4 separate regions of the Homo sapiens genome follow, and all the other regions are linked to region 3. The links are chromatin loops, found by intact Hi-C in ENCODE. Cell type or tissue: Panc1. All regions are shown on one strand. Each heading gives the region's core, and the rest is flanking DNA. Links, peaks and the distances in the headings are about the cores only.

The links. Hi-C counts contacts between places; a loop is a spot of excess contacts. Peaks named below come from ENCODE experiments on the same cell type or tissue, not always from the same donor. Only the 100,000 strongest peaks of a DNase experiment are listed, where the experiment ranks them.
Region 1: a loop joins it to region 3, with 4 times the contacts of the local background. A loop is called at or near these places in 25 of 110 quality-filtered maps.
Region 2: a loop joins it to region 3, with 4 times the contacts of the local background. A loop is called at or near these places in 16 of 110 quality-filtered maps.
Region 4: a loop joins it to region 3, with 10 times the contacts of the local background. A loop is called at or near these places in 15 of 110 quality-filtered maps.

The regions. Positions count from the first base shown.
Region 1 is chr6:18,994,003-19,002,110 of GRCh38, reverse strand. The region is part of intron 1 of LOC105374958 (a long non-coding RNA gene); the gene reads right to left. Among named protein-coding and RNA genes, the nearest start is that of TRQ-CTG1-1, 160 kb to the right of the region's middle. In Panc1, for the core only: CTCF peaks have their summits at 4,394 and 4,597 (motif pointing left); a DNase peak (open chromatin) is centred at 4,560.
Region 2 is chr6:19,020,154-19,028,261 of GRCh38, reverse strand. It overlaps LOC105374958 (a long non-coding RNA gene), which reads right to left. Exons shown (of 5, transcript XR_001744010.1): 2 at 7,472-7,641; 3 at 2,475-2,636. Among named protein-coding and RNA genes, the nearest start is that of TRQ-CTG1-1, 190 kb to the right of the region's middle. In Panc1, for the core only: CTCF peaks have their summits at 3,133 and 3,335 (motif pointing left); a DNase peak (open chromatin) is centred at 3,301.
Region 3 is chr6:20,051,829-20,059,936 of GRCh38, reverse strand. No RefSeq gene overlaps it. Among named protein-coding and RNA genes, the nearest start is that of MBOAT1, 160 kb to the left of the region's middle. In Panc1, for the core only: CTCF peaks have their summits at 3,141 and 3,343 (motif pointing right); a DNase peak (open chromatin) is centred at 3,336; H3K27ac peaks cover 209 bases.
Region 4 is chr6:19,809,268-19,817,375 of GRCh38, reverse strand. It overlaps LOC105374963 (a long non-coding RNA gene), which reads right to left. Exons shown (of 5, transcript XR_007059488.1): 2 at 8,076-8,108; 3 at 7,816-7,971; 4 at 4,094-4,155; 5 at 3,176-3,863. Among named protein-coding and RNA genes, the nearest start is that of LNC-LBCS, 8.6 kb to the right of the region's middle. RefSeq lists an enhancer at 5,499-6,064. In Panc1, for the core only: CTCF peaks have their summits at 4,464 and 4,666 (motif pointing left); no DNase peak of the experiment used is centred there; H3K27ac peaks cover 220 bases.

The sequences.
Region 1 (8,108 bases), core at 3,589-6,088, 1.1 Mb after region 3:
GCTCCCTGTGGCATTAACTGAGGAGCATTAGTGGAATTCAGCTAGTGGCTGTACTACATAGAGGGCTGAAGATGATGCCACTCACATGTTTGGCATCTTGGCAGGGGTGGCTGGAGGTATGGGCTCAATGTGACCATCAACTGAAGCACCTGCAAGTAACCCCTCTCTCCATCACGGTGGTCTTAGAGTAATCGGACTTCTTACATGGTGTTTCAGGGTGCCCGGAGACAGCATTCTTAGAGAACAGAAGGGAACATTGCTAATTTCTTAAGGCCTGAGCCAGTACAGCATTGTTTTGGCAATTTTGTTAAACAGTCACAGAAACCATTCAGATTCAAGAGGAAGGGTGTAGACCTTAACTCTTGATGGGAGGAATATCAAATAATTTGAAGTTTTCTTTAATTCACTACACAAATGTAATAATAATTCATTTATGGTTCTGTTTACTAAATGTTTTGTGTATACTAACATAGATTTTAAAAATAAAAGCAAACCTAAAAATAGTCCAGTTTAATAAAGTACATTAATTAGTCTCTTTTTAAAAAGACAGATGATGTATACAGATCTGAACCTGGTAATATCTGGAATGAAAATTTCAGAATAAAAATGAAATAGAGAATTCTGAATATTTATAGATGGTATTAAATAATAGATATGGTGAAAGCAGAGAAAGACTGAAAATTAACTCAATTATTTTTGATGCCTTGATATACTGGAAATAAATTTAGACTCTTCCACTTAGAAAATAAGTATGATCCTTGATTCTTTTCTCTGGTAACCATTGAAAGTAATACATATTAAAATTTTTCTACCTGGTTACATTTCCATGTATTTGGTTTAAATGCATAAATGTCAGGAAAAAGAAACTCACTACAATTGAGTTCCTCTTGTATGCTAGGCTTTAAGTACACTATTTATATAACTAATTTAATCTTCAAACTAATCATAGAGTTAGATATTGTAACCCTCATTTTATAGATGAGGAGATTGAGGTTCAAATAAGTTATATATAAATAACACATACATGCTCTGATATTATATATAAAGTATGCTGTATTATGTGTATATATAATACATGTTCATAATATAATAGGTATATATGTGTGTTTGTAATACATAATATGCACATATTATATATATTTATCATTAGTCACATTATATATAGTATATATTATAATATTATATATGTTCATACGTATTTTGGGGTGGAGGTCCATTTTTCAGAACATTTGCCCTCTTTCTGTTTCTTAGGCTAGGAATTAAGCACCATGGTAGTCTGTGGGATGTAGCATCCTGCTCTGTATAGCGCAGCATGCCAAGATAGCTTTTAAATTATGACATGTTCTTATGTACATTGCAGGTAAGCTTTCTGAATATATCTTTTCTTTAAGCATAAACAAAATTGAATGCATATTAATTATGATCAGCAGTCTTTGCTGTACATACAACAGACAGGATATTTTCAAAGTGGGGTTTCAAAACAAAATCTGTACCACACCATAGTTTGAGTCCCAATACGCATTGTTTTTCTCCAGATGATCAACCACACTGGGCTGGCAGCTAAGAAAAGTGGAGAAGATCACCATGATGTGACTGCGCAGGGCAGGACTAGTGCTGGCGGGATGCACAGGTCTGGTTTTCAATCATCTTAATAGCACCCTACTGAGCCAGAGCACAAAGAACCTGATTGGTATTTGTCTGACGCTGATTAGAGATATTTGTGCAAGACCTTCATTTGCATTAATCTTTAGGAGAAGTGACCTGCCTAAAAGGAGAGGTTGGGGATTCTGGATTCAGACATGCTTCTATATATTGGGAAAGAATGTCATGGAAAATAAAAAAGAGATAAAGAAGAAAAGTAATTCTTTCTGGAGTAATGAGGTTCACTTCTCCTCTTACTATAGAAATGCTCCAAAGACTGTAAACATTTAGAGATAAGAATGAAAATTTGCTTCATTACTTATTTCAATTGGATAGAAGCCAAGTTGAGACTAAGAAATAGAAACCATTTCTCTGTACAGACAGCAGTCTTCTGAGAGCATCCACAGAAGAAAGGATGGGTCTGGATCTTAGTCACTAAATTGTGAACTCTTAACTAACTGAAACAATCTAAACTCATTTTACATGACCCAAAAGTCATAGTTTGGGTTCCCTCCAGAAGCATACACTTAGACAAGGATTCAGATCTACAGTGAGTTGAATGGCATTCTCCTCCAAAAGATACATCTGCTCAGAACCTGTGAATGTGACCTTATTTGGAAAAAGAACCTTTGAGATGTAATTAAGCTAAGGTTCTTGAAATGAGATTATCTTTAATTAGGGGACCTTAAGTCCAATGACAATTTCCCTTAGAAAATGGGGACAGAAGGATCTTTGACTATAGGAGAGGAGAAGGCAATGTGATGATGGAAGCAGAGATTGAAGTTATCCTGCCACAAGCCAAGCTATCTGTGAAGGCACTAGCAGCTGGGAGAGGTAAGCAACGATGCTCCTGTAAAGCTGGCAAAAGGAGTTCTGGCCTCTAGAACTGTAGGAGAATACATTTTTGTTATGTCAATTTCTCATGGCCACCACAGAAAACCAAAGTAAGGTCCAAGTAGTTTACTGATAAGGTAAAGGAAAACATGGGTTGGGGAATGGGAAAGTGAGACAGCAAAGAGGAGGCAAGCAATAAAGATGGTTATCTAGCTAGCAATGTAAGAAGATGGATGCTGGGGAAAGGCTGGGAGGTGGCATAAAATGCATGCATCAAAGTTAATGGATCTGAGGAGAAGGGAACTAGAGTATTTATACACTCATTCCAGTTAGCCATTGGCTGAGAGCTATTCTCTGGGGGTGTTATTTCTCCAGAACTTTCAGCTTTCCATATGAACAGCAAAGTTCACTCCAGCAGCAAGACAGTAAGCCCACAAAAAGAAGCACCGATACATCAGTGAGAGATCTTGCGATGGTGGTATGTTTCATTAATAACTCTGTTACCTTGGGTGAGGTATGGTAAGGCCATGCATAGATCAAGAGAGGCTAATTGGAAAGAGTTGTAGTTTTATGCCCACACAATTTTCTTGGGAGAACACAGATACCCACCAACCCCACTACCTCTAACATAAAACCACTCAGGGGAAGCAACAGGGTCAGTCCTGAGGCAGAGGAAGAAAGCAGAACTGTGGGCAAACATGCTGGTTTCCAAGGGAAGGAATAGGCAAGAGAGGGTAAATGAGTTTACAATTGGCTACTCTGAATAAGTTCAGCAAGCACTGGTGCATAGGGGCTGTCTTTAGTTGTTTGGTACCTGTCCCTGAGGTGCTTAGCAAAAGGGGATCATGGCCTGAGTCTCATGAAAATTCCATAATGGAGGTGACTGGGGTATAGACTTAATTTGGCTGATCAAGAAGAGGAATTCACTGACTTTTATGCAGGGCCTCAGAACTGGGTAAAGATGGCATTTAAAAAACTATACTAAAAATTATACAAGTCTGATGAAAGAAATCAAAGAATAAATGGAAGATATTTCATGCTCATGAATAGGAAGACTCCATGTTGTCAGTTCAGTTCTTCCCAACTTGATTTATAAATTCAATGCAATCCTAATCAAAATCCCAGCAAGTTATTTTGTGAATATCAATAAATTGATTCTAAAGTTTATATAGATAGGCAAAAGACCCAGAATACACAATATTGAAGGAGAAGAACAAAGTTGGAAGACTGACACTATCTGGCTTCAAGATGGACTATAAAGCTACAGTAATCAAGACAGTGTGACACTGGCAAAAGAACAGACAAATAGATCAACGGAGGAGAAGAGAGAGCCCAGAAATAGACCCACATAAATTTAGTCAACTGATCTTTGAAAAGGGAACAAACGCAATACAATGGAGAAGAGGTGATCTTTTCAACAAACGGTGCTGGACGAAGTGAACAATAACAGGCAAAAAATAAATGAATCTAGGCACAAACCTTCAACCTTCACAAAAATAAACTTGAAACAAATCACTAACCTAAATGTAAAATGCAAAACTCTAAAACTTCTGTAAGATAATATAGGAGAAAATCTAGGTGACCTTAGTATTGGGGATAACTTTCAAGATACGACACCAAAGTCATAATCCATGAAATAAAGAATTGATAAGCTGGAAATCATTAATATTAAAAATTCTAGAGATTATGGTGCAGGAGGGCACTCTACACTCCACATGCAGGGAGATTCTCCAGGCCTCAGGAGCACCCACTCTTCTGGATTAGGAATTTAGGCTGTCCTGCTCCCCCTGTGCAAGAACTTGGGGCTGAGGGAGTTTCCCAGCTTCACACCTAGGCATGCTTCTAAGTGCTTTATGGATGCCTACTGAATTATCCCTTAGAGCTGGTGCTGGTGCTGGTGCTTGTGCCTGCCATTAGAGGACCTGTAGGCAGACCTGCCTTATATGTCCCCACCCATTTTGCCCCTCGTCTCCTCAGGGCTGGGCAGAGAGCTCAGGCCACTGTGCACTTCATGGATTAGCCCATTGTCTGAAGTAACAGAGAGCTTCTCCCAGTAAACACGGATCAGGTGTATATTCAGCCACACTGGCCACAGCAAGCACTTACTCATAAGTGCCATCTACTGGCTTATAGGTCATACAACACAGCCCAATAAAGAACCTGCCAATAGAAGTACTTATGTCTATAGAAGCAAAACCAAAAGACCTTACTCAGCATTCTCTACAGTCTCAGCCCCTAGGGAGGAAGGGAAAGAGAGAGGAAAAGAAAAAATAATAAAAAGAAACAAAAGAGGAAGAAAAAAGAACAATAATATTATGTGGAAAGAAAGAAAAAGAAAAATTCCTATGTGCACAAAAATAATTACAAAAACTAGAAGTGTCAGTGTCTCCAGATGAGAAGGTACTAGTGCAAAAATTATGGCACTATGAAAAATCTGAATGTAGTGACACCACCAAAAGATCACATTTGCTCTCCAGCAATGATCCCTAACCAAAATGGAAACTCAAAAATGACAAAAAGGTAAAAAATTCAAAGCGTGGATTGCAAGGAAGCTGAATGAAATGCAAGGTAAGGTTGAAAATTAACAAGAAGAAACTTTTAAAGCAATCCGGGAAACACAGGAAGAGATCAACATTTTTAAAAGAAGTCAATCAGGGCTTCTGGAATTGAAAAATTTACCTAAGGAATTTCAAAATACAATTGAAGGCCAGGCGCAGTGGCTCACACCTGAAATCCCAACACTTTGGGAGGCTGAGGCACAGTCAGCCGAGTTCATGCCATTACACTCCAGCCTGGGCGACAGAGCGAGACTCTGTCTCAAAAAAAAAAAAAAAATACAATAGAAAATTCTATCAATAGACTGGACCGAGCAGAAGAAACAATTTCAGGACTCGAAGACTGGCCTTTCAAATGAACCCAGTCAGACAAAAATAAAGGAAAAGGAATTAAGAAAAATAAATGAAGTCTTCAAGAAATATGTGATTATATAAAGCAACCAAACCTACAAATTGTTGGGATTTCTGAGAGACATGAGAAAAAGTAAAAAACCGGGAAAATATATTTGAGAGAATAACTCAAGAAAATTTCCCTAATCATGATAAAGAGATAGACATCCAGATGCAAGAAATCCAGAGGACACCTGTCGCTCTAAAAAAAGAGCATCCCCAAGTCATTTATTCATCAGACTGTCCAAGGTCAATGCTAAAAAAAAAACCCCAAAACAAACAAACAAACAAAAAACTCTTAAAGGCAGCTAGAGAGAAGAGAACCCCATCAGGCTGATAGTGGACTTCTCAGCAGAAACTTTACAAGCCAGTAGAGATTAGATGTCTAGTTTCAGCATTCTTAATGAAAAGAAATTCCAACCAAGAATTTCATATCCTGTCAAAATATGCTTCATAAGTGGAGGAATAATATATTTTCCAGACAAGCAAAGACTAAGGGAATTTGTTACTATTAGACCAGCCTTACAAGAGATCTTTAAGACAGTTCTAAATATAAAAATAAAATATCTACTACCACAAAAACACCTTAAATACATAGCCCATACACCTTATAAAGCAATCACACAATAGAAACTGCAAAGCAACCAGCTAACAACTTCACAATATGATCAAAACATTACATATCAATATTAACTTTGAATGTAAATGGTTTAAACACCCCGCTTAAAAGGCATAGAGTGGCACGTCGGATACAAAAGTAAGACCCATCCATCTTCTGTCTTCAAGAGACACATCTCACATCTAATGACATCCATAGGCTCAAAGTAAAGGGCTAGAGAGAAATCTATCACACAAATAGAAAACTAAAAAGAGCAAAGGTCACTATTTTTATATCAGATAAAACAGACTTTGAACCAACAACAGTAAAAAAGGACAAGGAAGGGCATTACATAATGATAAAGGGTTCAATTCAATAAGAAGACCCAACTGTCCTAAATATATACTCACCCAACATAAGAGCACCCAGATTACAAAACAAGTACTTATAGGTCTACAAAAAGACATAGACAGCCAAACAATGATAACATGGGACTTCAACACTTACTGACAGTGTTAGAGCATTGAGGCAGAAAAATAACAAAGAATTCTAGACTTAAATTTGATACAATCAATTGGACATAATAGACACTTAATATTCTATACACCAACCACAGAGTATACATTTTTCTCGTCTGCACACAGAACATACTCTAAGGTCAACCACATGCTCAGTCATACAGCAAGTCTCCATAAATGCAAAAATATCAAAATCATACCAACCATACTCTTGAACCACAGTGGAATAAAAATAGAAATCAATACCAAGAAGACCTCTCAAAACCACACAATTACAGGAAAATTAAACAACTTGCTCTTGAATGACTTTTGGGTAAACAAAGAAATTGAAGCAGAAATGAAAAAAATCTTTGAAATCAGTGAAAACAGAGACACAATATCAAAATCTCTGGGATGCAGCAAAAGTGGTGTTAAGAGGAAAATTGATAGCTCTGAACACCTACCTCACAAAGTTAGAAAAATCTCAAATTAACAATCTGACATCACACCTATAGGAACTAGAAAATCAAGGACAAACTAACCTCAAATCTAGAGAAGAAAAGAACTAAACCAGGGCAGAACTGAACGAAATTGAGATCCAAAAATCCATATAAAGAATCAACAAAACCAAAAGTTTGTTTTCTGAAAGGATAAACAAGATCAATAGACTGCTAGCTAGATCAACAAAGAAAACAAGATAGAAGAGCCAAATAAGCACAATCAGAAATGACAAAGGTGACTTTACAAATAATCCCACAGAAAGACAAAGGATCATTAGAGATTATTATGAGCACCTCTATGCACACAATTAGAAAATCTAGAGGAAATGGATAAATTCCCGGAAACACAATCTTCCAAGATTGAATCAGGAAGAAATTGAAACCCTGAACAGAACAATATTGAATTCCAGAATTCCATTAGTGATTAAAAAAAAACTATCAACCTAATAAACCCCTGGACCAGATGGAAAGAGTGAACTTTAATGTAGACTGTAGACTATGGGTGATTATGATGTGACATGTAGGTTGTTTGTAACAAATGTACCACTCTGGTCCGAGGAATGTTGGTAATGGGGAAGGCTACACATATGTGGGGGCAGGGGATATATGGGAAATCTCTGTACCTTCCTCTAAATTTTGCTATGAATCTAAAACTGCTTTTAAAAAATAAAATCTATTAAAAGAAAAAAGACATTATAAGTAAGGGTAGGGAGATATGGGTTAGGTGACAAGGTTCACAATAGGAGGATCCCATCATAACACATACTACAGTGAAAATAAAATCAAATTCCCATTATAATTTGTAAATCCCTGGGAAGCACTTATAATCATTCATTAAAAATCCCTTCAAAGAGTGACTTAAGAAATTTGTAAATATTATTTATCTTTGTCCTTTATCCTCTTATCAAAATACGGGAAAATCCTTATTCGTGTATTCATTTATTCAGCTCGCAAATATTTATTGAGTGGCTACTTTATGCCAGGGACTAGATTCTGAGAATGCAATGAACAAAACAGACTAAATATCATTTCCTTGTAGAGCTTATATACTTTAGAGTAAGTGAGAGATGACAATAAGCCAGTAAATAAGTAA
Region 2 (8,108 bases), core at 2,110-4,609, 1.0 Mb after region 3:
TTAGAAAGGATAAGAAGAAACCATGATTCCACTGAAGAAGTTCTCTGACAAAACAACCTCCAGATTGTCAATGGATTCTTCCTGCTTGTGAATACATAATATACAAATATTTATACATACATGTGCATGCATACAAAACCAGTATTTTAAATGAGTATAAAGTCCTTTCTGAAAGCAGGGCTGGCCCCTGAGCAAAATAGTAATTTAGCAAAGTTTGACTTGCTGTCTTCTCACTTCTTTTAATGCTACCTTTTTGCCCCTTATCTTACTCAAGAGTCTCATTCCTGTTGTCTCTGACAGCTTTAAGTGCCTCCCTGTTAATGTGCTAACTAATAACTAAGTGTTTTAGCCTATTCAAGTTATAACAAAACATCTTAAACTGGGTAATTTATAAGCGACAGAAATGTATTTCTCATAGTTCTAGAAGCTGGAAGTACAAGATGAAAATGCTAGCAGTTTTGGTGTCTGGTGAGGGCTCTCTGCTTTAATGATGGAGCCTTGGCCAGGTGTGGTGGCTCATGCTTGTGATCCCAGCACTTTGGGAGGCTAAGGCAGGAGGATTACTTGAGGCCAGGAGTTCGAGACCAGCCTGGGCAATATATCAAGATCCTATCTCTACAAAAAATAAAATGTAAAAAAATATATAGCCAGACATAATAGAACATGCCTGTAGCCCTAGCTCCTCAGGAGGCTGAGACAGGAGGATCCCTTGAGCCCAGGAGTTCAAGGCTGCAATGAGCTATGATAGCACCACTGCACTCCAGCCTGGGCAACAGAGTGAGACCTTGTTTCTAAATAAAGATAGTGCCTTGGTGCTACATGTTCACATGGCAGAAGGAGCAGGGGCACTCCCTTCAACGTTTTTCCTAAGGGCATTAATCCCATTCATGAGGGCAAAGCAGTCGTAACCTAATCACTCTCCAAAAGGTTCTACCTCTTAATGCTATAACATTGGGTATTAGGTTTCAATATATGAGGTTTATGGGGGACAGTATCATTCACACCACAGCAGCAAGTATTTGAAAAGTGCTGCTATATCTGAGGCCTTTTTAGAGAAAACGAGAGGGTCTTCAAGGCTGTGAGTAAGAAATGTGGACTTGATAACTGGCAATTTGGAAATAATTTTATTCTTTCTTGACCACCTCAGCAGCTTGATAGCTAGGAGGGGTCTATTTGATATATCTTTTTTTTTTTTTTTTTTTTTTTTTACTGGTAATGGACATTATCTATAGATATTTTAAAAATTGTGGGAGCTGGAAAAGATTTTGACAGTCATCTCAAACCATGTCTACATTTTATACATTTGGTAACTGAGATGTAGAGAGGCAAGAGAGTTATTGCCAGAGGCCATCCTCATTCCCATCATATTTCCAGGTCAGTAGTTTCCAGAAATTCTGCCTTGGGAAAACTGACACTGATTAGAGGTTTGAATTTTTGGCACTTAGCAAGCTAAATAATTTAGCATGTGTTATCTGAGAAGGCTGAAGATATAGGTCTAATTTGTGGACCCTCATGTTGAAGGGACATCTAAACCAGTTTGTTTTTGTCCATCAGTAGGTCAATGGTTGCTTAAAAGAAGGGTTTCAACTTCATCATATGGTGCCACAAGCCCTGGATAACATATATCAAATGCCCATGTATTGAAAAGAAGCTGTCTGCTCCATTCCTCTAGATGAGAAGGCCTTGGGAAAATCTTTTTGGCTATCTGCTTTTAGCACTATGGCTGACTAGGTGCTCTGAAAACCTCCTGTTACTATCTATTACATAGGACAAAGTCTTCAAAGCATTGTTTGCCTTTAAATTGGTGGAGATTTTCAAACCTTCTCCCCAAATTCCTGCCATATGAACTGCAGTGAAGAACTGGGATCAGAACAATCAGGGGTCAGGAGGAACAGGGTGACCTAAGGGTAGATCAGGAGAGTAGCAATGCTGTTGGTTACTAAGTCTTGAGCAAATATTAGAGAATCTGAGTCTAGAATTCTTGAACTGACCCAAGATAAACAGAAGTTTATTAATGACAGAAGCCATAGTCAGAAAGCATACCCAGACTGAAAGAAAGCCTTCTCAATTTTTGAGCTGCAGGATTTCCACCAAAGAGATCAAGTAATGTGCTCACAATCAAAGATCATTAGCAAAGTAGAAAGGAAGCTGTATTAGTTATCTATTGCAGAATAGCAAATTACTCTAAAACTTAAAGTTTTATGAAATGACTATAAATATTCATTATCCCTGCCATTTTCTGAGGGTCAGAATAGGAGAACCTAGAATTTGGGGAGTGGGTCAATGTTTTTCATAAGGGCACTGATCCCATTCATGAGGGCAAAGCACTCATAACCTAATCACTTTCCAAAAGGTTCTACCTCTTAATGCTATAACATTGGGTATTAGGTTTAAATGAGGGTTTCTCATAAACTTACGGTCATTTGAAGGCTTCATGAGTGCTGGAGGATCCAATTCCAAAAGTACCCACTCACCTGCGCTGTATTGGTGTTGGTTATTGATTGGCGACCTCAGTGCCTCTCTGTGTGGGCCTCCCATTAGGCCAGCTGAGTGTACTCCTGACATGGCAGCTGGTTTCCATCACAGTAATTGATCCAAGAGAGAGTAAGTCAGGAAGGAGCTATTCTTTTCATGTCCTAACCAGAAATGAAAATAGGGGCAAATTCCTTTGTAATCTTGGGGTAAAAAAGGTTAACCATAAAAAAAAATCCTATCATATTTTAATATTTAAATTAAGATTGTAGTATTTAACTTAAATTTTTATATTTTAATTAAAATTAAAAATTGTGTTCAGCAAATACACCATCAGAGAATAAGAAAAATAAATGGCAAACAAAGGGAGATATTTACAAGTCACTTAACAACAAAGGATTAATATATTCCAGAATACATACATAATTTCTACAAATCAATAACAGACAACCCAACGGAAAAACAGGCAAAAGCCAAAACACTGTTAAGAGAAAGAAGCATGGCCAAAACAGATATAATGAGGTGCTCAACCTAGCTAATAATCAAGGAAATACAAGTTATGACCATAATAAGATACAGTTTTACACCTATTTAATTATCTCAGATTAGAAGATCTGACAATACCCAGTATCAGAGAAGAAGTGAATCAATGGGAAAGCCAGTAGGCACTAAGTGGTTACAATCACTTTGGAAAACAACTGGGCTTTCTCTTGTGAAAGTGAATACTTACATGTTGTCTCTACCCAGCAGCTGTATTTCTAGGTAAGTGATTTTGACCCCTGGAATACCTTTGGCAACGTCTGGAGACATTTTTGGTTGTCACAACTTGGAGACACTACTGACATCTAGTGGGTAGAGGCCAGGGATGCTGTTAAACCTGTTACGATGCATAGGACGGTTTCCCACAACAAAGAGCTATCCGGCTCCACACATCAGTACTGCTGAGGTTGAGAAACTCTGTCCTAGGTATATGTGTCAGTGACACTTGCATAGATGTGCAATAGGAGATGTAGAAGAGTATACTCATGACAGCAACAGCTAACTGGAAGCCATAATTCTCCTTTAACAGGAGAATAGATAAATCAGTTGTGACATAGCTATTCCATGGAACACGCGATTGAACGATAGCTACAGACAACCATGATGCAAAGTGAAAAACAATAAATTTCATAAGAAGATATCCCATGTAATAAGTTTAATGAACTGCTCAAAAAGAAGCACAACTGAAAAAATCTGTTATTTAGGCCTACCAACAAGCAAATGACAAGAGTATAAAAGTAGAGTAAGCAATAATTACACAAAATTCAAAGTACTGGTTACTGTTTGTGCAAAATGAGGGGAATATTTCAGCATGGAAGCAGGGGATAAATACAGGGAAGCATTGCAACCATGTTCGAATATTTCGATTGGATGATAGGTTCACAGTTGCTCATTACACTATCACACTTTATAACTTACATCAGCAGTTCCCAACTTTTTGGCACCAGGGGCAGGTTTCATGGAAGACAATTTTTCCACAGAACAGGGATATTAGGGACAATTTGGGGATGCAAGGGTATTATTAATACATTTATTGTACACTTTATTTCTATTACAACACTTAATGAAATAATTATACAACTCACCATAATGTAAAATCAGTGGGAGCCCTGAGCTTGTTTTTTTCTGTTTGTTTTTGTTTTTTGCAACTAGACAGTCCCATCTGAGGGTGATGGGAGACAGTGACAGATCATCAGGCATTAGATTCTCATAAAGAGCAGGCAACCTAGATCCCTTGAATGTGCAGTTCACAGTAGGGTTCACGCACCTATGAGAATCTAATGCCACTGCTGATCTGACAGGAGGCGGAGCTCAGGTGTTAATTCAATCAATGGGAAGTGGCTGTAAATACAGATGAAGCTCTGCTCACCCACTGCTCACCTCCTGCTATGTCAGTTTCTAACAGCAACCAGTACCAGTACCAGTACCCATCCATGGCCTGGGAGTCGAGGACCCCTGACTTACATATACATATATATACATACATACAAACATACATATGTCACATATATTCTTTTGTACTATTGTATTAAAATTAAGTAAACAAAAATCATTAATCAGGCAGATGTGGAGAGGTAGATTGTACAATATAACCACACAAGGAACTACCTGAAATTACAGCAACCAACTTGCTTTTGTCCTTTTGGAGAGGAGATGCTGCTCTTTTTATGTTAGGACTAGGCTCAAAATCCTAATCCTAACATGAATGTATCTCATGAGTGTAATTTATCTCATGAGGTCTGTCCCAGTAGCTCACTAGAGTAGCAACCATCACATCAATATTGTTGACTTAAGCACCCCTTACCTTTAAGTTATGTTGGCAATAAACACAAAGAACACAAAGCAAATAAAGGATAGCATGGGGATTGTTAAGACATTTCTCTCTCTGTCTCTGTCTCTCTCTTTCTATACACTGTAGTCATACACTGGTAGGGGCATAATACCATATGTAACAACAGGGAGTAGGTGGATGATCTGCTGGATTTGTTTGTTTCTTCAAGAAGACCCTGATTCTCCTTAAAAGCCAAATTTTCACAATCACGTGCCTTTAAACCACAGGTTGGAAAACTGAGACAGCCCAAGTGATTTGGAGTGCCTGGGCCACCTACCAGTTTTAAACAAAATTGTAAAGATTTCCTGTCTTTTTCTTTCTTTCTTCTTATTCTAACCAGGCTTTCCAAGTGCCAGCCTACCTCTATTTCTGTTCTCAGACGACTTTCAAATAATCCCTGCTAGAGTGTTAATTGAAAAGCAAGGTATTAACTGATTATAGCTTAGTATGATCCCTCCTAGGGTGATTTTATTTTCATAGGGGACTCATAAAGGTTGGTGTGAGTAACAGGGAGTGAAGGCTCAGAGATGACCTTCAGGAGGCTATAGCTAACTCCAACACCTGACGGAGCAAATAAAAAATATTTGTTATGCAGCCTCTGAAAGGTTGGCAAAACCTTGCTTCAGGCCCTGTTTAAACACCCAGTCTCTGTCTACTACTTTTGGAACTGAACTGCAATAAAACCTCTTATTTTCCTGACCCAAGAGGAAATATTTTATAAATTATAGCGTAGAGAATTATTTGGCCAATATTTAGACCGGAAATACCCTGAAGAGTGAGAAAGGTAAGGAAAAGAACAGATTTGGAGAAAGCACAAAGGCCAAAGTCAATCAACAAAATGCTTAATAGTGTAAAGAGAAAAAACTTTTCAAGTGTCCAAGCATAAATGTCAAGAGTATTTCAATAAAACCCAAAAGGCTCGAAGTTGAAGCAGGTATGAGAAAAGGGGAATAGAGAAGATCCCCGAGGAGAATACAAGCATGTGGGGTGTGTATCTCCATTTACACAATAATTGTTCCATCACCTTCCTGTTTCACCGTACTTAATATTAGCAACTGCTTCGCCTGATAAGAAATGGTATCAGCCCTTTATAAAAGAGGTATCCCTGAGTCAGGATGTTTAAGCCAGCAAAAACTGGTCACAGCTGAATCCAAATCCAAATGTTCAATAGCTGTTCTTAAACTTTACTGTGCATAACTCACCTAACAATGTTCATGTAACATGAAGATTCCAGAATCACAGCTGAGGTGATTCCAATGCAGCAGTTCTGGGGCATGGCCCAGGAGTTTACAGTTTAGGAGCATGCCAGTTGATTCTAATGTAGGCAGTGGGCCACTGTGAAACAGGTTTCAGAAAGCCTAACCCAGGGTTTGTATTCAGTGCTTGCACCCCTCCTTCCATCTCTCAAACTGCCATTTGCTCCAGCAACATTCCTGGACAAACCAGCTTTGGGGAAGTTGAGACTGAGAGCTCCTCTCCTCATTGGCACCATGCATCTCTCACCTTCTGTTCCGAGTGCGTCACCTCCCATGCGGGCTGCTGCGTGCGACGCCTGCAGGAACCTACTCTGTGCTCACACAGGGGCAAAACTGGAAATGTGAGGAGGGCTAAAACTCCCAGGGGGATTGCTTGACCAATGGAGGCAGGAGCCAGTAGGTAAACATTCCCAAGTTGCCATTCCTCAGGACAATTTTCTGAAACTTATTCTGTATAATTCCCCCAGAGGGTCCTAGCAGGAATGAATTCCAGTTGCCCACAGGGATGGCCAGCTATATAACTCTTCTTCTCTTCCCAGTCCAAAAGTAAACCACTTATCCAAAAGTAAACTACTACATGGGAGCTCTTGCTGCAAACTCTGCCATCTGAGAAGAACACAGGCTCAGGGAAGGTTCACCTGAGAGACTGGCTCTGGAAACCAAGAAGGAGAGGGTGAAGGGGAGGGACAAAGAGCCCTTGGTATATTCTTCTCATGCAGCCTCACTCAGAGTAGCCCCATTTTGTCTGTTTTTTGCATTACACTTCTCCGTTTTAGTTTCCTTAAAAATAAAATTATGGAGATAAAAGGCATTTGAAAATAATCAGTCTAAGAAAAAGGCTCAAATCTTGGCAGCAAGAGCCCAAGATTTACCACTAGTACAACCTGAAATCAAGTACATAATATCCCCAGCATTCGTTTTCTTGTCTACATGACAGGGTTGTTGAGACAGTAACACACGATTATTATTAACTGATAATATAAAACTAATAGGAGTATGCCATGTGGCCCAGACCCAATCTCTCACTCCATGCAGTTGTCGTCAGGCTCGTTTGATTCCGTGATTTTGTTCACACTAATAAGCCACTGGACACAAGTCACACATATCCTAAAGTGGTTAGTTAGAAATCTTACGATGTTTGTGCAAAATTTGGCTTCATCTGTTGATGCTGCATCGATATGAGTTTGCTGTTAATACAAGTTTCAAGAAAGGAAAGGAAAGGAAATGGAAGGGAAAAGGAAGGAAAGGGAAGAAAAATTCTCACTAAACACGAAGCAAAATTATATGACTTCTACATCCTGTCTAGGATACAGGTGCCCATTTGGTCCACTCTTATTCTCTCTTTTCCTCCACAGTTTCTTTCCTGGGTTACCTGGTAGTCTGCTGCCATCCATGTACTTTCCTCACATTGACACTAGGCATTTTCCTGGATTCTTCCACAGGTTCTTCTGACGTGGAAGTGCAATATAAACATAAAAGCTTTGTTTGTTATAGCAGAAACTATGGATCCACAGACTTTTCCATTTGTTCCCAAATTTTGCTCTGTAAGAACAAAATAAAACAGAACCAAAATGAAGCTATTATGGCTCATGTATGATATCCATATATTCAAATAATTTTCATTGAGGTACAAGATGCATAGAAAAAGAGTACATAAATCATAAATGTACAGCTTGAGAAATTTTCACAAAATAAATCCTCTTGTGTAACTAGCACACAGGCCAAGAAGATTACAAGTACCCAATTACCCTCCCTATACCACTCTCAGTCATTACTTACACTCCAAAGAGAGCTGATATACTGACTTCTAATACCATCAATTTACTTTGCTGGTTTCTAAGGTTTGTATACATAGAATCACAATTTATACTCAAATGTATCTCGTTTCTTTAATTCAATATTGTAAGATTCATCCATATCATTACTTATAGTAGTAGTTCATTTTCATTGCTATGTGTAGCATTTACTTGTATAAATATAAGACAATGTATTCATTCTACTGTATTGAA
Region 3 (8,108 bases), core at 2,104-4,603:
TAGACAATATGAAAACAATTATTCTGCAGAGCGTTACACATTTCTAACAGCCTTCCTGAAATGTTTGGTCTGAAGCTGCCTCTATGGTTGTGAGAAATATGTGTAGTACATTTTTTTCTCCTTTCTTGATAGAGATTTCCATTTTATTGCTGAGAATGGGTTAGAAGTTATTCACAGACCCACTCAGGAAAATGGAAGTTACTCTCATAATCTCTATTATGAGATAAAGAAATGGAAGTTACTCTCATAATCTCTATTATTTATTTAGTGCTTGCTAGTTCCAAGCTTGGCGTTAAGTATTTTCACATACTTGGTGTCATTAGAGCCTTACGACAACCCTATGCAGCAGATACTATTAACCTCATTTTGCAGAGGTTCAGAGAGTTTAAATAATTTGTTCAAGATCACAGAGCTGGCCGTGCTGAGATGGGGTCTTTTGTCCTCTGATTCTAAAGCTCACTCTCTTGTCACTACCCAAAGCTGTCTCTTTTCCAGCGTTTTCCAACTGCCAATCTTCATGAATGTCTTGGTTGCCTGAAGATGAATTTGTCCACCAAGAGTGAAGAGTTTAGTGATTTGAGAAGCTGTGGAAAGTAAATGAAATGAGATACAGGGCCCATTCTGCTGCTGGGCTTTTAAAGAGAGAGGTGAGCAAAGCAGGTCGGCTATTTTGGGCTTAGAGCCAAGCCTTCTGGGGCTGTCCCAGGGAAGAACATTGCTGAGTTGTGGGGTAGAGCTTAGTGATGGCATGGTGCAGAGACAGGGCCTAAGGGGAGCTGTCTCAAAACCACTTCCTCCTCCAGGGTTCCTTCTCTGTGGGAGCCATTCTACTTCCCCACCCATGGGGGAACCTCTCTCTGTATTTTTTCCCCCAACACTATTTCTAGGATCCAGACACTAGTAGGCGCTGGGCAGGGATAGATGTCATGCTGGCTGATACTGCTAACTGGATAAACTGTGTGGAGCCTCAGTTTCCCCCACTTCATGGTCAGCAGGCTTTTTAGAACAGAAAGAAATTTGACGGTCTCTCTAGGAACCATGGCCAGGTTCCCACTGTTAGACACACACATAAGGGTCTCAGATTCATCTCAGGCTTGGGCCTCCCATGTGGTAGCCGAGCCATCAGGCTGGCTGTGAAATGCCTTATTTTATTTTCTGCCTAACATCAGGTTGCAAATGAAAATACCTTTTCAACCCTAGTATTATTACCCCTATGGATGGCACGTTTAATGTGCGCTATTCATTGTTATAATGGCCGCACCTGTGTAGCACACGCACACTGGAACTGCAGCAGCTGTGGACTGTAATTGCAAAACATTATTTTCTGTTTCTCCCCGAAAGCTTTTGTGCATGTGCGCGTGTGTGTTATCTGTGTCCGTGTGTTTGTTTCATCTATAATGACTGTGGCCCAAAGATTCCCCATCCCTACCCCCCTTTTTAAACATAAAACTAAATGTAAATACACTTATTTCTAAATGCACATTTCAGTGAAAGTCAGATGCAACCCCCCATCCCTCCCCTACACATTCAGTAATGAGACTTCAGAGAGCTACTTCGGAGCGTGTGGTCTGTGGAAAGGTTCACGCAATCGCCGCTGCTGGGTGCAGTGGTCTTTATGCTCGTTGGCACACAGGCTCTCCCATGATTAATGCATTTGTTCCTTGATATTCAGCCCCTGCAGGACAGAGAATCAATTTAGCACTCACAGGCCCAGATTATCACCAGTACCAAAGACATTTCTGCACCAGGGGCTTCCCCATTCAAAACGAAAAGATATTTTTCTTTTCATTTTTTTCTTTTTTTAGAGACAGAGTCTTGCTCTGTCGCCCAGGCTGGAGTGCAGTGGTGCGATCTCGGCTCCCCGCAACCTCCGCCTCCCGGGTTCAAGCAATTCTCCTGCCTCAGCCTCCCGAGTAACTGGAATTACAGGCGCGCACCACCATGCCCGGCTAATTTTTGTACTTTTAGTAAAGACGGAGTTTCACCATGTTGGCCAAGCTGGTCCCAAACTCCTGACCTCAGGTGATCCACCTGCCTCGGCCTCCTAAAGTGCCAGCATTGCAGGCGCGAGACACTGCGCCCGGCCCAAACAAGATTTCTAAGAAGGATGTGTTTTTTTCCATTTGCCTCCATTGGTTCTCATGTCTGGTGGATGAGGAAAAGCACTGTCTGCGATTTGGTCAAAACAGTTGGCTTTTCTCCTTTCCGTGCACTTCTTTAATTTGCAGAGATGCCATGTAGCCCGCTGCTGCAATGACTGTGGGGGAAACCAAGGCAACGGTCTAGCACAGAATTGAGTTAACACCTTAGATCGTGCAGTAGGGCTCCTGGTCAGCCACCTGAAGGGCTGGAGAACAGAAGACAAGGCTATCAGCAGTGTTAGGGACATGCCGCAAGTTGGGGCTTCACCACCGAATTTCCCACCTGCGAAAACATGGATGAGGAAGACAGGGCTGTCAATTTCATCAGCCACATCCTCAGAAAAATGAATAGAGCTTCTCTGAGAAGTACTGCAGCTTTCCTCTAAGCCCTCGGCGAGATCCTGAATGAAGAGGGACATTGGGTTTATTGGACATTTAAACAGCGCTGAGAAGATCAAGTAATGCGGTCCTCATCCAGCAGAGCAATGAACTTCGTCGTCTTGCAGACTCCTCCACGTTGGAGACGCAAACCTCAGGCGTAAGCATGGGGAAGATGCTCAGTACTAAGTGGGCAGGCGCCTTCTTTGCACAATGCATAGCTCTTCACATAAAGCGTGTCCACCTTAACTGCCTTGCTTTATTGAAAACATTGGTAATGAGAATTGACTGATGGGAAGGGCCCACCCATTACGGTAAAGAAATGTGAGCATTTTACAAATTCTCAGGATATGAGCACAGATGTCTTTGTTTCTGAATGCTCAAAATATTACTGATGACCTTAAAATACATTGAAAAAAAATCAAATTCAAGACTATTTGGTTAGATGAATTTGAACCTATTATTAAAAGAGAGAAGTTGTAATTAAAAAAAAAACTGTAAAGAGAAAACCTGGTTGAGAGTCTACCCACCATTCTTCAAACCCTGTAAGAGTTAAGAAGTCCATGAATGAGATTTTTTAAAATCTGGTAAACTTTGTCAGTGTGATTATTTCTCTCTTGAAGAATCTGCTTAATTGGCAAAGTGGGCTTTCTGTTCTGTTAGGCATATGATTAGTGCTTTTATAGTGACTTGAGTTTTTGAGGCTATCAGTGCTGTGCAGGTAGAATAATAGAAAAGTCACAGCAAAATTATTTATTAACTCATGTAAACGAGTTTATAAATAAGCTGGAAAGCAGGGTTGTGGTGAATGCTTACTAAGCTTTTGTCCAGAAGGTGGCAACATTTCCTTAAGAATTTGGGAGAAAATGCTGGCTTCAGAAAATGACGATTTATCTTAGGACATTGTGTTCTGTTCTCTTTTCAAAGGTACAGCACAAAATGCACGTCCCCACACCCATGCTCCCTCTTTATTCTCAACAGATTCCAGGGAGAAATCTTGCCGTTTCTTCTCTTTATCTTTCTCTCTGGAGAGTAAATTTACATTGTTCAGATTTTCAAGCTGAGATGAGTTTATGCTGAAATGAATTTATGTAGCTGAAAATATTAGATTCTTAGTCTCCCCACTTCACTTCATCTCTCTGAAAGGTGGTGTTTTTGGAGAAAAGGGCCCATGTGAAGAGTCACTTACATTTCTAGCAGGTAAATCGGATGCCCACTCATAACCGTGAACGTGTCTTACTTTCTGAAAATCCCAACAAACCTCAAGATGACTATTTGCAGCGATAGCGCTTTGCTACACTGGATTGCTCTCTCGTTTCTTAATGTTTTGTTCATGCAAACATTAAGATCCAGAAGCAAGACAGAAGAGAGTGAGGACACTTGTTTGGGCTGAAGGAGTGAAAATAAAACAATGGATTAGGTTGTCCATATATGAACATTCCGAATCCTGCATGCAGCCCAGTGTCTTAATAGCAAGTTGGGGGAATCCTGTTCAGGAATTGGAAATGTTGGTTTGTTCATCTCTACTCCACCCCATCCCTATAGTCCCCCATTTCCCAGTATATTTTAATTTTGGGAAGCCATGGTGGTTGAAAACACACACATACATATACAAAAATGGGCCTGTTTTAAAGTAACTTTGAAAATTCATTACTTTACCCATGACTTTTGTTTCTGACTAGCATATCCATGTGTAACGTATTTCTTTCCTGGTTCAAAAAGAAAGTTGGAGTCAACTGTTAGAAAAGAAAATTTGAGTTAATTAAATATTATTTAGTTATCAAAATTGCTCCAAATTACAAAAAAGAATAAAATAACATTTTGTTTGTTTGTTTGTTTGTGTTTTTGAGACAGGGTCTTGCTCTGTCGCTTAGGCTGGAGTGCAGCGGTATGACCACAGCTCACGGCTGCTTTGACCTCCCTGGGCTCAAGTGATCCTTCCACCTCAGCCTTCTGAGTAGCTGGGACTACAGGTGAAATGTAATTGGGCTGCTGATTCTTTGTGTTTATGTATAATCTTAGGATCATGCCTTTCATGCTAGAAATGCATTCCTAGTAGATTTCTTACTAGCCAGTCTTGCTGTTCTTACTCGTGTTCTCTCTCTCTCTCTCTCTCTCTCTCACACACACACACACACACACACACACACACAGTTTCCAGTAGGACATGCACTTCACCTTCTTACCTCTGACTCAAGTATCCCCATTGCAATCCATAATCCATAATTCATAATCTCCCTTGTGCAGAGACTAGAAAGTGCCTTCTCCAAGGTTGGAGAAAGCACTCAGATGGCCCCATGTGCTCCACACGCCAGACATGAAAGCTTTCATTCCTTGTTTCTGTAGCCATCATGTGGCTGCTTCTCTCTCGGACCTCATGAGAAGACTTACTAGGAGTCTCTCTCCCTCCCCTCACCCTTGTACCCCTGAGTTTCTCCTCTCCCCGGCCCTACCTCACCACACAGCCAGTTGTTCCATTCCTGTCTCATTTCTGACAGAGCAGAAGAGCTCCCTGATCTGCCCAAGAGGTGGTGCATGTGTGGGATGACCCGGACCCGGGATGAAGGACGAGAAGACAAAATGTCCAGCTACCTAGGCACATCCACTTGAAGAATTTAAAAGCAAAAAATGTCTAAATAATGTATACACATGATGCATAATACATAATATAGTATAACATACGATACAAAATCACATGGTCAAAGGATTAAATTTTGTTTGGTTTTTTTGGAGATAGACTTTTGCTTTGTTGCCCAGGTTGGAGTGCACTGGTGCCATCATGGGTCACTGTAGCCTCGACTTCCTGGGCTCAAGAGAGCCTCCCACCTCAGCCTCCTGAGTAGCTGGGACTACAGGAATAGGCCACTGTGCCCAGCCAATTTTATTTTTTATTTCTAAAGAGATGGGGGGGTCTCCCTATTTTACCTAGGCTGGTCTCGAATTCTTGCCTCAAGTAATCCTCCTGCCTTGGCCTCCCAATGTGCTGGGATTACAGATATGAGCCGCTGCATCTAGCCAAAATTTTGTCTTTTTGAAGCCAGTAGCATCTTCTCCAAGGTTCAGAATATTTCGTCTATACATGTAGCTAATTGAGACTTCCTGAAGCTGCCGAACTCAAGTGGCAAATTTGCTCATGTTACACTTTTCTGCTCAAAGAAAACCAGGTCTCTTTATTGTTCTCATCTTGCACACAAGTCCCTGTCTGCTGGGTAGGTGCGAGGGGTTGGGGCAGTTAGGGCAGGGGACACCACCTAGTAAAATTCTAGAAACCTAGTCTGATGTGTAGTTGTGGCTCTGCCTCTTTGGATCTTTCAGATTTCCCACCCCTGGCTCTCACCACCCACCCCAGGTGGCACGCAATCTCTTAGCAGTGAGGCCATTTATGTCCTCACTGTCTTCTGAGACAGAGTGGTTGGCCTTTCCTGCTTCCTGGTCTGGTGATCATGGAGAAATGCTGGTTCCATCTGGCTTTGGACCATTTGTCCCTTTTCTTAAAGCCCCCACCTGAGAGCATCCTCATTCTAACCCAGCCTGTGTGGGTTCTTTATGCATCATCACAGTGAGGCATGTGGTTACCTGAGTCCCCATGCACGCTACTGGGACAGGAATGTCAGAAGACTCACCAGGTCACTCCTCTGATGAGGCTGTGCCTGTGTCCTGGGCCACGGGGAAGGCTTGCCACTACACCCTGCTATACCCCAGGAAGGTGCCACCAGCGGGTTCTCGTATACCTTGCTGGATTTTTTTTTTTTTTTTTTTTTTTTTAGGCAGAGTCTTGCTCTGTCACCCAGGCTGGGGTGCAGTGGCATGATCTTGGCTCATTGCAACCTCCGCCTCCTGGGTTCAAGCGATTCTTCTGCTTCAGCCTCCTGAGTAGCTGGGATTACAGGTGTGTGACACCACACTTGGCTAATTTTTGTATTTTTAGTAGAGAAGGGGTTTCACCATGGTTGCCAGGCTGGTCTCGAACTCCTGACCTCAGGTGATCTGCTCACCTCAGCCTCCGAAAGTGCTGGGATTACAGACATAAGTCACCACGCCCAGCCCTTACTGGATATTTTAAAAGCTGCTCCACCCCAGAGTGGACCGGGAGAACCTTGATATTGGACCTTGCTTTCTTGGCCTTTCTCATCTCCTCTTCCCACAATCTCCTTCTGGGGGCAGCCTCTAGACTTTTCTTAAAGGTTCAGAATTTTCTATCTGTACGTCTTCCTCTTTGGCATATCCTCTTTCCACTTTAGGGCAACAAGCATAATGGCCTGTCATAAGCAGAATGGGAATCTTATCTACATTATAGAAGAAAGTCTGAGACCTGAGCCCTCAGGCTTGTTTCCTGATACAGGAAAAGAATTTAGAAGATTTTCTTTCTCTCTCTCTCTCTCTCTCTCTCCATCTACAAAATCTATCAAACTATTGTCTTTCCCAGCTTTGAATGCTGACAGCTAAATTCAAACACACTATTTCTCTTTAAATTTGTCTTGATAATCCTAATGCCTTCTACAGTAGCCTGCCCTTCAATAGATGCTTCCAGATGAGAGGAGATAATGTACTATGTACAGGAATGCACAGTAAGATTTCTTGCCTCTTTCACATTAATTTCACTCATGCCTGTAAAAGAGGGTCCCTCCCAGCCCCCAAGCTCTGTGCAGAGGAAATGTTGCTTCCCTTTTCTGGTAGTCCTGTTGATGCCAACACCTCAGCTGATGGTTTGGAGTAAATGGTAGTAAAGGGTAACTTGTGGCAAAATGCGAGTTTGGATTTGGGTTTTAGTGAATATGTTTAAGTTACCGACTTACTCTAATTTACTTACAGACAGTATCTCATAATTTAAATTTCCATCTGGTAAATTATTAAGTAAAGTACGTGTGACATTTGTGGGTGTGGTGGGGTGTGTTGTGGCATGGATGTGTGGTGTGTGTGTGTGTGTGTGTTTGTGTATGGAGGTGTGTATTTTGGAGGGTTGGGATGGGCAGAGGGAGTGTCTAGGAAAGTCCAGTTTCTACTGCCATTCAATCTTTTTTTTTCCTGAGGCGGAGTTTTACTCTTGTTGCCCCGGCTGCAATGCAATGGCATGATCTTGGCTCACAGCAACCTCCGCCTCCCGGGTTCAAGCAATTCTCCTGCCTCAGCCTCCTGAGTAGCTGGGATTACAGGTGCCCACCACCATGCCTGGCTAACTTTTTTTTGGTATTTTTAGTAGAGACGGGGTTTCACCATATTGACCAGACTGGTCTTGAACTCCTGGCCTCAGGTGATCCACCCACCTCAGCCTCCCAAAGTGCTGGGATTACAGGCGTGAGCCACTGCACCCGGCCTGCCATTCAATCTTTAACTTACTGCTGATAATTTTTAAAAAAGTAGATTCTTGCCACTGGCACCAAACTCAGCACATTTATTCTTGCCGGTTTGGGCTGACATTTAGAAAATTAATTTTTTTTAGTCATTCTCAGGACAAGATGGCTTCCTAATGAAAAAGCACCACTCTTCTAGCAAAAGTGCACTGGGTCACATTGACAGTATCAGAGGCCCATTGAATCCAGAAGCTGTTGGTCCCCCAACCTCCTGGTGCTCTGTGGGGGCCTGAATCAT
Region 4 (8,108 bases), core at 3,118-5,617, 240 kb after region 3:
GCCAACATGGTGAAACCCCATCTCTACTAAAAATACAAAAATTAGCCAGGCATGGTAGTGCATGCGTGTAATCCCAGCTACTCAGGAGGCTGAGGCAGGAGAATCACTTGAACCCGGGAGGCGGAGGTTGCAGTGAGCCAGAGATCACGCCACTGCACTCCAGCTTGGGTGACAGAGCGAGACTCCATCTCAAAAAAGAAAAGAAAAGAAAACAACCAGGCAAACAAGGAGACAGGATGTGACCAAAAAACAAAAGAAAAACAGGCACCAGAAACAGACCTACAGTGGGATCCAGATAACGGTGTTTTCAGACACAGACTGTAAAATGGCCACCACTGATATTTTAAGAAATTAAGAGTCAAGATGCAAACTTTCCACAGAGAATTGGAAGCAATAATAATTAACCAAAAGAAATGTTCAGAATTAAAACACTATGTGGGTCACAAATAACATATACAGAAAATCAGAGTTTTGAGCATTGCTTTCAACATTCTGCATGCGGATGTAGCATAATGGGACCAGTGCAATAAATTGCAGATTGATTTGGTTTGTATCATAGTATAGCATAAAGAATTTGGCATAAATAAGAAAATCTTTTTTTATGGATCGCAAAAGATAGCAAAGATTAGAGATACAAAAAAAGTTGAAATAATTGATGAGGTTCAATTAGTTTCAACAATGAATTGGGTTTTTGGTAGCTCTTATTACTATGAATTAACCAATCAAAATTTTTAATCCAAAATCATTCCGGAAAAGTTTTGACAGGGAAATTCTGAGAGGTAGTATAGAAGGTTCCATGGTTTATGGAATCAAATAGATCTACATTTGACCCCTGGGTTTGCTTCCTACTAGGTAGGTGACCTTGGATCAGTTACTAAACAATCTGACCCTCCAGCATCCTCATTTCTAAAATATATGCATAATAATTTTTTGTTGAAGTTGTTAAGAAAGTTAGAAAAGGCACCTAAACAAACAGCCGGCGCGGTGGCTCACACCTGTAATCCCAGCACTTTGGGAGGCTGAGGCGGGTGGATCACCAGGTCAGGAGATCGAGACCATCCTGGCTAACATGGTGAAACCCCGTCTCTACTAAAAATACAAAAAATTAGCTGGGCGTGGTAGCGGGCACCTGTAATCCCAGCTACTCGGAAGGCTGAGACAGTAGAATGGTGTGAACCTGGCAGGCGGAGCTTGCAGTGAGCCAAGATGGTGACACTGCACTCTAGCCTGGGTGACAGAGCAAGACTCCATCTCAAAAAAAAAAAAAGGCACATAAACTTACAAGTGTAGTAGGCCTTAAAGCAGGTTAGATAGTCAACTCATAGAATTATTGGCAGGAAGAGAGGGTATCTACTCAGTTTTCTTTCCTCTCTATACCACCCAGAACTCTTACTACCCTGTTGCTTTCAATCATATGCATTTCTTTGTCCTCTCTCCTTTTCTTCATTCCTTTCATTTATTTTATTTTGAGAGAGAAACACCACATCTGTCTCATGTAATTACCATCATCTGGACATGAGTACTTTTTAAAACATCATTGATTTATTCTGAGAATACCAAAAAATGACCTTTTTATCTTTCTCAATATGTCAAGAATAAACTATCAGTTTGGGTTGCCTGTTCAAGCTAAAAATCTATTTGGTTTTTACTTCCTTGCCAAGGAGAGAGGGTTACAGCTTTATATTTGTGTGGCTGATAGTCGCCCTTGTGATAAGCAAGACAGTTTAGCAGAGTCCTGAGTCATCAGCAAGACCCCCAACTGATTGAGTCAATGTGGAGAATCTGGACAGAGGAAAGCTTTCAAATTCATGATCTGAACCTTTATTTTTTGGCCATCTTTCCTTTCTGCAACATCTTCTTCTTTTAAGTATAAAGTTTCTACTGTACCTTACCATACTGAAAGACAAATATCATGAAATAGACAAACTTTAAAAATACAATGTCTATATAACAAATTATTTTGAAGTAACCATGGATAAAATACTATTTAATAATTATCATTTGTCAAGGGACTTTTACTAGACTAAAAAACATCAGAGAACAATTTCGTATCAAAAATATATGAACACTTTCAATTTTCAGTCTATGTACTTAAAATATTAGTACTTAGGAGAATTTTAATATGTTTGCTTCCTTTTATATGAAAAAGAAACTGAACCTTTATTCTTTACTTAAAACTATTAGATATTATGTACCCAATCTCTATTTGTGTATTTTCTTCCCTGATTTTAATATCTTATTTTTATAAGGATGGTTTTCCTCCAGGTTAACATCAGAACATCAGAAAAAATAGCAGTATTCTTTTTTCTTTTTTATTTTTTTTGAGATGGAGTCTCACTCTGTTGCCCAGGCTGGAGTGTAGTGGCACGATCTCGGCTCACTGTGACCTCCGCCTCCTGGGTTTTCAAGCGATTCTCCTGCCTCAGCCTCCTGAGTAGCTGGGATTACAGGAACGTGTCACCACTCCCAGCTAATTTTTGCATTTTTAGTAGAGACGGGGTTTCACTGTGTTAGCCCAGAATGGTCTCGATCTCCTGCGCTCATGATCCGCCTACCTCAGCCTCCCAAAGTGCTGGGATTACAGGCGTGAGCCACCACGTCTGGCAAAATAGTAGTATTCTTAAAGAATGGAGTCTTGTGTCACTTTCTGCACTAAGAGCACAGTTTTTTCCAAATGTCAGGGTGAACTCTGTTGAACTGGATATCCCTACAAAATTTTCAATCAACTTAAGTACACAAAATATATTTTGCAGTTTTATTTATCATCAGAAGAAAAACATTATCTTTATTGCCTCTTGCGTCTTCCTTACTGGAAATAAATTTTAATTCAGTAACTATGCATTGACCACTATTTAAAACCAGATACTGTGCACTGGCCATGGAGAATGTCAGCATGAATCAATCCCTATACCCAAGGAATTCATGAGTTCAGGTCCCCTGGGTGCTTCCAGTGTCCTGAGGGTTTTGGAGGACACATCCTCACAGGTTAGTCTGTGTTTTCCTCCTTCTCCTTCTTTTTAAATAAACTTTATTTTTTAGAACTATTTTAGATTTACAAAGACATTGGAAAGACAGATACATTGGATATACTCCACACCCAGTTTCTCATATTATTAACATCTTACCTTAGTATGGTATATATAATTATAATTAACAAACCAATACTGATACATTATTAACTAAAGTCTCTACTTTATTCAGATTTCTGTAGTTTTCCCCCAATGTTCTTTTTCTTTTGCAAGATCCCATTTAGAGTACCACATTGCCTTTAGCCATCATGTCACCTTAAGATTCCTCTTGGCTGTGACAGTTTCTCAGACTCTCCTTGTGTTTGATTATTTTGATAATTTTCAGGAATCACTTATTTTTGCTGGGATAAAAAAGAAGTTGATCACAGGCTGCGAATCACCTTCCATGATTATTTGTCTACATGAGGCAGAATTGCCGCTTAACTGCATAGTCCTCTGGGGAAGGCTGTGAAGAGTTTCTTCAGTATGACTCCAACAGTGGCCCTCATCGTGGCTCTTCTCCAAGCCCACTCACCTGGCACCTCCAGGCAGCTGCTATATTTTCAGACCACTTTCCTGTCTCTGAGTTGTGATGTTTGGCATCTCCAAATCTTTTCCAGTCCACCTCAGTCTCTTCAGCTTCCAAATATTTCTCTATACCAAAAGCCCTAATTGCTTCTTTTAACTAGCATTTCAGTCCACATTTTTATCAAGGAGAAATCTTGGACCTCCTTACGCAAGGGCAGAGAGCTCAGTCTTCAAAAACCACAATCGTGGGCTTCAGGTCTCTTCTTCCTGGAGAGAAAGGGAGTTGTTGTTTGCATTCCATCCCTCTTCTAGAACTCCTAACAATTCCTAATGCAGCAAAGAAAAGACAAAACAACTGAGTTGACATTTCAAAATAGATTGAATATTCATATTCTGCTAGACATAATCACAAGAGGAGAGTTAGTATTATTATTGAGGTGTGTAAAAGATGCTAGAGGAGCATAGAGGAGGGAAAAGTAAATCTATTGCTCTGGAAAGAAAGAAGGGAAAGAAAAAGGGGATCAGCAAAGAGTATAAGGCTTTCTTATAGGTAATACCTGAACTGAGTCTTCAACAGTGTGTGGTGGGCAGTGCCAGCATCCCAGGTAGAAGTAACAGCCTGAGTAAAGACAGGAGGGCATGAAATAACATCATATATTTGAGAAAGTGCCAGCAACTCTGAAGTAGTGCAGAGTAAAGGGACTATGAGGGAATGGCAGGAGGAGAGATTGGAAAGTTAAGCAGAAACGAATCAGGCTGGGAAATGCCTTTGATGTCACTCTACGGTCTAAGAATGCTGTTGAACGCTGTGAAGTTAGGTCACCTTGCTGGCTGAGCAGTGGGGTTTAATATCTAGATTGTAAAGGGGTAGGATAAGAAGGTAAGAAGTTAGTGCACTCAGCGAAGAGATCTATCATCCCAGATTGGGCCATGTAAGTAGACTGATAAAAGAACCTATTTAAATTTTGAGTTAAAACAAATTAAAATGTTCTGAGTTTGCTGAGTTGGTGAGTTGACTAACAATCGGCAATGCAAGATTTAAGACTAGTTTATATGAGACCTTAAAACTCTGGCTGCTTGGACCAAGACACTCTTTGGTCAAAGAGAAGTCCAGGAGGCTATTTGCCCTCTAGTGGCAACCACAAAGCATTTTCTATTTGCTAGAAACTGACTAGAATATTCAGCGCAGAAAAAATGTTCCCAGGAAGCCAGTGGCCACTATACTTCATGAAGCTGTTTTAATTAGTATCTAGACTTGAATATCTAGCTTAATACACAAGCCCAATATAAGTTAGTTAAGATAGAAAAAAATGCTGTTTAATAATAACCAATCAATCATACATACCAATCTCTCATTGGAATTACTTAACACAACTTTTCAATACCATCTTTAACAGGATATGATGGGAATGTAGCATTTTATTATAAATAACATCTCAGATTTTTAAATGTAGTGATTTATTTTAAATGTATAACATAGAAAGATATTTGCAGGATCAGAGATCAGTTTTCCTACATCTCCAAGAATCTATTTTAGGTTCTCTGTTCTGTTCACTTAGATTTTACACTTGCCATCTAGAAAATTTTGGTCCCCAATTTAGCATTATAGAATTTCCAGTTCACTTCTTTCATGTTATTTTCTTTTTTTCCACAGACGTGGTTTATATGTTATTGAAGAGCCTTTGGTATCACCTTTCAATCTTTCAAATGTACAGTCTTTCGAGAAGTAATGCTTTCCCCTGCCTTTGCTAAAGGCATTTCACAGAAGCATCTCATTATTTATTTATAAGTGTAAGTCTCCAGAATAAGGTAACATTACCACTGGTCTACCATTGCCTCTATACACATGAATACATTCATAATTAATAGAATGGTCTATACTAGTGTTGCAGCTAGAACAAACCTAAGGTCAGAGCTCTGGGAGAGCAAGTCATGTCATTATTTTTGTTAAGAAATAAAGAGCGTAAGTTAAAAATTATCTGAAGGGAGGTGTGCGTGTAGGCTAGGGAGACAAAGACAACGGCGTATGGGAAAGAGGACTGAAAACAATTCGCGGAAAAAAACTATAAGATTTTGAACCAGGTCTTGCCAAAAAAAAAAAAAAAGTGTTTTTGTTTTCTTTCTGAGTTGTCTCTCTCGTTGGAGCAGGTTAATGATTGACCACTGCATTCCCCTTTTCTTGCGGGCTGTTAGGCCCTCAAAGAAACGGAAAGTAGTTGAGAAACAATGGGATTAAACTGCCTTAGGAAATTCTGAACGGATGAACATCAAACAGGCAGGTGAGGTTTCTCATGGAATGCTTCTGCCCAGGTTTCCTGCTTCTGGAGGGGAAATTGATCTCATTAAAGAGTTCTCTTCCATACAATGGATAATGATGAGGGTGAGGGGTTATTGACATAAAAAGATGTTATTCACTCTACACGGCTAAGAGGGGGAAAAAGCAAGCAACAAAACATATGCATAATATAATGCCATTTCTGTAAAAATTACATAGTATATGGATATTTATTTACATATAGAAAATCAACTAGATTTGCTCTAAATGTTAAATAGAGATTGTCTCAGGTTGATGGGATTATGGGCAGTTTTAGTCCTTCCCCTGCCCCTATGTTTTTAGTGATTCATATGTGTAAAAATAATTGCTTTGGCCAGGCACGGTGGCTCACGCCTGTAATCCCAGCACTTTGGGAGGCCGAAGCGGGTGGATCACAAGGTCAGGAGTTCAAGACCAGCCTGGCCAAGATGGCGAAACCCCCATCTCTACTAAAAGTACAAAAAAATTAGCCAGGCATGGTGGCAGGTGCCCGTAATCCCAGATACTTGGGAGGCTGAGGCAGAGTATCACTTGAACTCGGGAGGCAGAGGTTGCAGTGAGCTGCGATCGCGCCACTGCACTCCAGCCTGGGCGATAGAGCAAGACTCCATTGCAAAAAAAAATAATAATAATAATAATAAAAGAATTGCTTTAAAAAGTATAAAAATATTTTCTTGAAACAGAAAAAGTTAGTTACATTGTAGTTAGCTAACCATTTGTATACAGTAATTAATTTGTTTTAAAAATTACTTAAAGTCCTACAGGAACTAGAAAAATCAAAGTGAATGCTAAGCTGATTTTAGAGTGTATAGACTTTCCTGTGTGTTAAGTGAGCAAACAAAAACACATAAAAGATTAGTTTATTTTATCACATAATTTGTACAGCTTTCTAAAGGTTTTTAAGAGGAAATAATGTTTAAATAAGTATTAAAGACACATACCAAACTCAGATAAAATATTTACAATACATCGGACCAATTAAAAATGCTTAGCACAGTGCCTGGAACAAGGCGAGGGTTTAATAAACAGATCATTATTATGATTAGTGTATTAATGTATTACAAACCAGTAATAAAAATAAAAATTCTTCAAGATTGGACAAAAGAGATGGACAAACCTCTAATCACGCAATGGCTAATAAACATATGATAAAGTTCAAATTATACATTATTCATAGAAATGCATGCTAAGGTAATAAATAGATATGCAATTCTTTACCCATGAAGTAAACAAAGACATATTTTTAAAAAGGTATTTTCCAATACCGGCAAGGTTTCAGAGAAATGGGTACTTTTATACCATGCAAGTGAGAAAATGAATCAGTACGAACTCTCTAGATGGCAATTTCTCAGTGAATATCAAAAACCTTTAAAGTATTTATATTAGTCAACCCAGGAACTTCATGCCTAGGAATTTATCTTAAGGAAACAATCAAGAATGTTAACATACACCCTTTAAAAGACCCAATAGTTTGGCTTGCAGAAATTTATCCTACAGGTAATACTTCTAGTGCACATGGACAAAATGACACAGATGTTGCACAAGGTTGTTTATGTAATTTCGTAACAAAAGATTGGAAACAACCTAAATTACCATCAATAGCAGTAAGAGAAATACACTGTGGTACTTTGAGACAATAGAATATTATGGAAGAATAACAAAATGAAAACAGAATGTGCACATATAGAAAGATATCCTCCCGATATTTTTAAATTTTAAAAAGATACAGAACAGCGTAAAAATGGGAGAAAATGAGAATATGTTTATATCTGCTAGTATATTCAAAAAAATAACTCTCAAAGGATAGGTAAGAAATTAATAGTGGCTTCTGTAAGGTGTGAGAGGGAATTAGGCAGACATAGGACAAGAATGAAAGGGAAAATATTTTCTTTGGTTTTTGAACCACATACATTCATTAGTTTTCTTTTTTAAAAAGTAAATAAATGAATTTTTAAAAATACTCACAAAATGCATGTCAAGATAGTATGGGAAAGCCAAGTATCTTTTAAACGTCCAAGCTGAATAAATACAACACCCGAAATTCACTATGCTCATCTTTTCCTCTTTGAAGACAGAGAAAATGCTTTTCTTCTCTTGGCATCCTCCTATCTGAAAAAGTACCTGGCACATAGGAGGTACTCAATTAATTTTAGAGGAATAAATGAATCAATGAAGTTTTAAAAGTTAAGTTAGTCACCAAGGAAAAGACTATACACTCTTCTCACCTTCAGATTTTTTTCCAGCAAGTAACGATTATT